3 separate regions of the Mus musculus genome follow, and regions 1 and 3 are each linked to region 2. The links are chromatin loops, found by intact Hi-C in ENCODE. Cell type or tissue: heart. All regions are shown on one strand.

Region 1 (2,500 bases), 500 kb after region 2:
CCCTTGTAAACGCCGTCTCATCTAGTCGGGTAGTGTTTGAAAAGCTTTCACTCGGGGTCTTCGGTGACCTTGGTGTTGTGTGCCATTTGTGCATCATTAAAAGGTTGTAATGAAGTTCTGCTGCACGCAGATTGTAAAAGGTCAAGCAGAAAGCTGGGAGCCAATGAGATTGGGAAGAAAAATTGTGCTGGCTGCGGAAGTTGAGGGATTCATTATATGGATGCTATGGGGTTTTCAGCAGACTAATAACTGGGTTAGCAATAGAATGTAAATCTTCTCAGCCACTTAGTTGGAATCTGCTCCTCCTTGATTTGTGGGGATATATTTTTAACAGAGTACAAGGAAAGTCATTACACTCAGAGGAAAGCCAGTAGATTGGTAAATGCACTCTGGATGGTCTAGCCAAAAAAAGAACAGAGCTAGAGGGATAAAGCATTTCTGCCTTCCCAGTTGCCAGTGTGAGAAGAATTGTCATGCAATATGAAATTACTACCACACAAAAACTTTGCATAAGTAGTTGCTTTGATTCTATTAAGGTTATAAAAGTCTGGCATTCGCTTCAGTGGTCAATAGGTACAAGTCTAGATAATTAAAATACTTAAAATTGCTACCGACAAAATTAATTAAAAGTGTGTGATATAGAAATAACTTTAAAATGCTTGCATCTTCTAGCTAGTTCACCGAAAAAGAATCATTAAGCTAAGCAAAATCTGATATGATTGCTCTACAAGAGAAAAATAAAATCTCAGAAGTTGATGGATTACCACTGAATATTGCCTGGATATAGCATCTTAAAATGAGATCCTAGTAATTGGAACACCAGAACAGCCATTGTGTCATGTGTTAAAAACTAGAATACAGAGTGCAGTAGCCTATCCTGTAAATTAGCTATAAACCTCATGTTGACATAAGTCAAGTCTCTGAAATTTGCCTGAGAGTAATTAAAAGCATAGTTATTCCATTAGGCTAGTATAACATGTTCCCTGGATGCTAAAAAAGGAAGTAGACTTGTTCTAAAGAAGAATAGACTGTCACTAAGGCATGTCATAGCATCCAGAGGCTAGGGTACCACTAAGATGAGCAATGAAGTGGTGGAGAGAAGGAAGACAAAGAGACACAAAATGGTGTGTGTGCAATGAAGAGAAGAGGGCCAAGAGATGTGGATGGAGGTGAGAAGCAGCTTGATGTGAGTCAGAAGTGCTGCCTCCTGAGGTCGCAGTGAGGTCCTGGCCATACTCTTGTCAAGGACCTTGTCTAGCAGTAATATGGTCACTCTGGGCTGCTGCCTGGGGCTATGTTGATGTCATATGGCTAAACAAAGCCTGCTCCATCCATCATCAGTACAGAACTCAGGAGTGTGGGCACGACACTTCACCGGGGCAGCACGGTAGAATGAGCTCTTGTGATGTGAACATGTGAGAGAAGCCCCAAGAGTGTGAGAGCTGGAAAGCTGGGTCTGCCCCATGCCAGCTGCATGGGTAAGCTAGTGAGGTCAGTGCTGGAGAGCTCCCTCTGGTGGTTCAAGTACAGGAGATCTAGTGAACTGCCTGGCTCAGTTTCTACCCAAGCTCAGATTCCACCCAACTCAGGCTTTGAGTTGGCACACCCAACATGCACCTAATCTATGAATTGCAGAGCATATCCTGCAGGGCTGGTCCTACGGATCCAGAGCTGCAGGATCTCCATGACACAGGGAAACAGCAAGATATCTGAGAAGAGTTCCATTGAGGATCCAGTATTGATAATTTAGGAAGCCAAATCTGACCAATGACTCATAGCAATCAACATTTACAAGTTAAGCTGTATAGTAAAGAGTATACAAGTAAAGGGTATACTATTTGACATATCATGGCACATCAGAGCTTTCACAGTGAGATTATTTATTTGTTCATTTGTATTTTTTGTTTTCTTTGTGGAGGGAACAGATGAGTGGGATTGGGATATATGATAAGAAATTCACAAAAAAATCAAAAAGGTAAAAGAAAATGTCACATTAAATCAGGATTTTGGCTGAATACATGTATATATATATATATATATATATATATATATATATATATATATACATATTCAGAGGAATACATTACAGTTCTCACACAAAATTTAATCTTTTGTGGTTATCACATAAAATACAAACACAAGGTTAATTTGTGCATTATTTTAATACTTTATGTATATATCAAGGTTTGTGTGCAATGCGCACATCTGGTATTGTATCAGTGCTCAAAATGTCATACTGTGAAAAATTCCTGTGCTTAGAATTTTTGGGTACGGGAAACCTCTTGAGCATTTTCTAGAGCAGGCATGAGCTCTCAGCATCATACATAAAAATAGGTGTGTACCTAGTTCATGGAGAGATGATTTCTCAAATAATAAGATATTAAACAATAGAGGAAGATACCTGATAGTGTCATCTGGCCTTTATATGCAGACATACTCAAACACCTTCACATGCACATGAACATGTACACGTACTGCATGCACACAGGCACACACATCT
Region 2 (2,500 bases):
TTGCCCTTTCTCTGCACTCAGACGTTGTGCCTGCTTTTCTGAGCAGACATAAAAAAATCCAAGATAATGGGTTGGAGAAATGGCTTCACAATGAGGGTGCTTACTGCTTTTATAGATAACCCAAATTTTAGTATGCTTGCTGGATGGCTTTCAAAGGCCTATCTCTCTTGCTCTAGGGCATGACTTCTGCCCTCCTTAGGCATCTGCACACACAGGGAGCATGTGCATAGGTGCATGAACATCTATGAGTAAAATGATAAACATACACATATATTCCAAATAAATCTCATTCCAAAATGAGAGCTGGCAAGATAGCTCAGTGGGTAAAAATGCTTGACATCAAACTGAAGGTGTGATTTAGGTCCCCAGGGTCCATTAAATAGAGGGAGCTGAAGAGACTCCTGAAAGTTATACTCTGACTTCCATACATAGGTCCTGGCATATGTGCTTGCACATGCAACTTTCTGCATGCATATACACACAGATAAAAAGTAGATTTAATTGAAGATATTTTAAAATTCCAAATGATAAAATATTATCTAGATAATCCTTTATTATATTTATTCAAAGGAAACAAAAGGTTAAATGGTTTTCTGAAACAATACATTTCAAAAGAACAGAATTGTGTGTGTGTGTGTGTGTGTGTGTGTGTGTGTGAGCGCATGTGCATGCTAACTGCTAACTATGGGTGTTTAGGAAACAAATATATTTCCTTGAAATCATAGTGCTTCCCTAAGTTGACATATTAGCTACTAAATGTTATTGGGGAAAAACTTTAAATGTCGAAAAGACCTTCAGTTTTCCAGTAAAAGGCAAAACCCATCCTACCTGTTTAGTAGACAGCTTCATTTTACTCGTAGTGATTGGAGTTCAGCACCCTGGTTACTATAACAGCAAGTTATTCCTAGATGCCAGGGGACCAAGAAGGGGGTGGAAAAGGTGAAGAGGGGATGGAGGAAAAAAGTGAATTCCCTGCAATATCGCCGCGAGCCACTAGGGGTACCTTTGTATCATTTTTCATTCTGCACCGATTTGGAGTAGAAACCTGTATTAGGGGAAAACCAGGGTCCTCGGCATTTTTTTCTTTTCTTTCTTTCTTTTTTTTCTTTTGCGAGCAGTGCACCCAGAATCCAAAAAGATTTTTAAAAAATTAAAAAAGGCAGGAAGGAAAGAAGAAAAGGAAAGGAAAGAAAGAAACCACAGCCCTTCGGTAACCCGGATAGGGCTACGGAATCGTTCTACTGGACGCGAGCACTGGGGATTCATCTTTGAGGTCAATTTCCAATCGAGATAAATCTATTGGATTAGTAGGATTATCTGATCGCAGCTCAAAGAAGTAACGTTGTTTGATCGTTTGTATTTCTTGCCTGATGGTAGGAATTACACGGATGCGGCTTTGGTTCTCCAGGATTCTGGATCCTGGCAGCATCTGGAGAGAAAAAAAGCATCAATCCACACGTTTAGGAAGTGTCCGTGGGTGAATAACGAGGGAGGGGGAGGTGGATCTGGGGTTGCGGCTGCTTAAAGAAAAAAAAAATAAATAAATAAAGGAAGCATCTTGAATTCTGAAACAAGAATTACCCAGTTCCAGAGGTTGAAAAGAAAGCATCTGCAAACTGGTAAATACTTTGACCGTTTCGGCTTGAATTTGACGGGAAGTGTTGGTAAAACTGTCTCCTTGAATAATGGAAAGAGGACTGGGGGAAGATGAGGGGGCTCCCTCGGTGGACGTGTCTTCCTGAGGGTAAGTTTGTGCCTCTTTCCTCGGGAGAGGGCTGCGGGTTTGGGTATCACTGTGCGGAAGGGGTTGCAGACGCGGCGCCGGAGAAATGGGGCGAGCAGGCTGGAAGCCCACCTCGCGCATCTCCCAGGCATCGCGACCTCTCCGCTCGCACCGAGCTTCAAAACCTGGGTTTTGTGGCGTCAGTGGGGAAGCCAAGCAGCCTTCTGCCTCTCAACTTTGCCTTGGGGGGAAAAAAAAATCTCTCAGTAAGGAGATCCCTCTTGGACCAGGAGATTTTTCTCTTAGAGATACTTTAAGGAGAGGAGGCAGCCAGTGCTTTAGAAAATCCTGCTTGGGGGGTTGGGGGAGAGCTCCGGTCTTCATTATGCTGCCTCGGCCCAGTTTCCCAGGCTGTCTAAGCTTCTTGGGGGAATGCTGGGGATGCAGTCAGCAAGAGGATGGCCTTTTTCATAAGCTCCGATGTTCCCACCCTCTGTTTCTTTCTGCCTTTCCCCACCACCTCCTTCTTTCGGTCGGGCACTAAAGGGTTACAGTCGCTGCATCTGGTCCTGGAGAAAGAAGTAGGATTCTGCCACTCAGGTTATCTTGTGACTGCCTTTTAGGACTTTGCATAATACAGTCAGTCTTAACTTTCTTGAGTTAGATGAGCTTCTTTGCAGTATTTCCGCCCAGGGCCCAGGCTGAGTGCACCGGGCATCGGGCATCGAGCCACCTTTAGGATTTTAGCTTGCTTCCCTCTGCTCCTGACTCCTAGTT
Region 3 (2,500 bases), 58 kb after region 2:
TGTGTGGGTGTGTGTGAGAGGGGGCACAGAATTATTGTCCTTCAGATGCCATCTACTTTTATCTATCTATCTATCTATCTATCTATCTATCTATCTATCTATCTATCAGTCTATCCATATATTGATCTCTATTATCTATTTTTTTGTGAGGCAGTCAGGAGTCTCTAACTAGCCTTGAACTCACCAAGAAAGCTAAGCTGATTTGATAATGAGCCCTATGGATTCTCTCTCTCAGCTTCCCCAGCAGTTGGATAGCAGGTGCATATCACTATGACTTTGTTTTAATGTGTAACTCGGGAGTAGAAGTCAGCATAACAAGGCAAGAATTTTGTGGGCTAAACCACTTCCCTCCCCAGCATCTGGGCATTTATTGAATTAAATAATAAATGTGATTGCCTAAACCACCTGACTAAAACAGTCTCACTCTTATCTGATTTTCTTTACTTTTGCAGTAAGTCTGCTATAGGATCATAATGAACACAGAAACAAAAGGATATATCAAAATAGTAAGAACATAGCTCAGGAATGACAAACAATACAGGAATTTAAATGCTTTCTTAACAGACGAGAGCATGGTAGTGCTCTGCAGAGCCTTGGAAATCATGTGGCCTGATATTGTTCTTCCAGGCAAATCTTACTGGCCTTTTACAATTAGATTAACCCTACCTCTTTAAAACTTGTTTGTAACATCATTCTTTTTTAATGCTACCATATTTCTAAATGTCCATGTTAGTCTGCTGTATCACTTCTGCCATGGTATTTCTTTTTAGGTTCTAGTGTTAGCTAATAGTTACGTCCTTAACATGCTTCTTCAATGTAGAGTTCTATTGGTTTTATTTACCACACTTAAATTTTCTCTTAAGTGAGAAACATCTTTGATTTTCTACCCCAAGTAGTGTTATATACATGTATTAGTTCCTGGGATTGGAATAGTCCTCTTGGAGAACTGAAAATTCAGAATTGTGAGCATAAGGTATTGGGGTCCTAGAAATGCATGATGGAAGCTGGGGTAGATGGGGGTGTTCAGAGATCCCTAGTGGGAACTCTAAAGTATGTGGTCTTCTCCAGAACAAAGACAGAAAGGAAGACAAGTGCCTGAAGAGGCTAGATGAGGGCATAGGGGTTCCAGCTGTAGGTGGTTGTGAGCCACCCAGTGTGGGTATGAGGAACTACACTTGGATCCTTCAGAAGAGCAGCAAGGGCTGTCTGTCTCTCCAGCTTTCTTGGTGATTTCTTTTTTGTTGTTGTGAGATGCTATACAGCTAGTTTTAGAATCAAATGACAGAGATATGGTTGTAATCTGAAGGTTGGTACTTTAAACTTTTTTTATTTAGGTCACTTCCATTATCCATTACCTGTTAATGACCCTCAAGTATGGAGTGTTTTGCTAAGCAAGCAAAATAGGGTTTTCATAGTGTGAGACACATGAAGGCTTTGTCTTCAGGGATAGCGTTCACATCTCTCTTTACCCTTCCTTTCTAAGTGTAGAGTCAATTTTCCAGTCTTTACTTAAGTGTTAGAGAACACTAGTACCTCAAAATTTCCCTCATTCTTTCCCTGAGTTTTAACTTTCTGTTTATTCCTTAACAACAAAAATGCATTGTTACCTGAAATAAATACATCAGTGTGTATTAGTATAAATGTATGTATTATTAGAGGCGAAAGAAAGGCAAGAAATGTGAGTAAATGTATTTACTTGTGTGAGAAAAAGAGGGAATGAGAGAAGAAAGAAAGGGAAGAAGGAAGGAGAAAAGAAAGGAGGAAAGAAGGAAGGGAGAGAGGGAGGAAGTAAGGATGAAATCAAGTAGGGAAGGAAGAAAGATAGGAGGCAAGGAAACAAGGAAGAAAAGAAGGAAGAAAGTAATGAAGGAAGGACAGAGGGAAGGAAGGAAGAAAGAGAGGGAGGAAAGAGGGTTGAACAAGGAAGGGAGGGAGGGAGCTAGGGAAGGAGGGAGGAAGGAAGGGACTAAGGCAGGCAGGCAGGCAAGCAGGAAGGAAGGAAGGAGGGAGGGAAGAAAGGGAGGAAGAGTACTCAGATAATCATTTCACATTTCCATCGTTGTAGTTTGTGCATGCAGGTTTTCTCCCCAGCGTTATTTTTAAAGTGAAACATTCTTCAACAACTTGGTAAATTTAGATATTTATAATAATCTATAATCACAGTTATAAGAACAAAATTTATTTGAATGCTATATAATTTATTCTGGAATCATATTGTTGTTACCTTGAAGTTATTTTCTAAAATAGATTCATCATAGGTGTAAATGAGTTTCAATCCCATAAATTCTTGAGACTAATTTTCTTGTATTATTTATAAAAACTAAAATTGTGACATAAAAAGTTCAAAAATTATTCCATATGATTTGTGATTTTCAGTGTACTTTGCTTCATTCATAAAGGAGTTTTGTGTTTTACTTCTTTCTAACACTTCCAAATTTGATCCTGAATCAGACATTTTACAGCTGGGTAATAACCTCTTGGAAAGCAGTGTTTATAACGG

The links. A loop is a pair of places that touch in the nucleus more often than their neighbours do. Peaks named below come from ENCODE experiments on the same cell type or tissue, not always from the same donor. Only the 100,000 strongest peaks of a DNase experiment are listed, where the experiment ranks them.
Region 1: a loop joins it to region 2, with 5 times the contacts of the local background. A loop is called at or near these places in 3 of 42 quality-filtered maps.
Region 3: it touches region 2 in a loop (7-fold over the local background); 4 of 42 quality-filtered maps call a loop at or near these places.

Annotation. Positions count from the first base shown.
Region 1 is chr3:25,652,177-25,654,676 of GRCm38, reverse strand. All of the region lies in intron 3 of Nlgn1 (neuroligin 1), which reads left to right. Among named protein-coding and RNA genes, the nearest start is that of Nlgn1, 500 kb to the left of the region's middle. In heart, a CTCF peak has its summit at 1,522 (motif pointing left); no DNase peak of the experiment used is centred here.
Region 2 is chr3:26,152,509-26,155,008 of GRCm38, reverse strand. Nlgn1 (neuroligin 1) reads left to right here and starts at 1,023. Exons shown (of 6, transcript NM_001357096.1): 1 at 1,023-1,744. In heart, a CTCF peak has its summit at 992; no DNase peak of the experiment used is centred here; H3K4me3 peaks cover 1,564 bases.
Region 3 is chr3:26,094,397-26,096,896 of GRCm38, reverse strand. The region is part of intron 2 of Nlgn1 (neuroligin 1); the gene reads left to right. Among named protein-coding and RNA genes, the nearest start is that of Nlgn1, 58 kb to the left of the region's middle. In heart, a CTCF peak has its summit at 1,158; no DNase peak of the experiment used is centred here.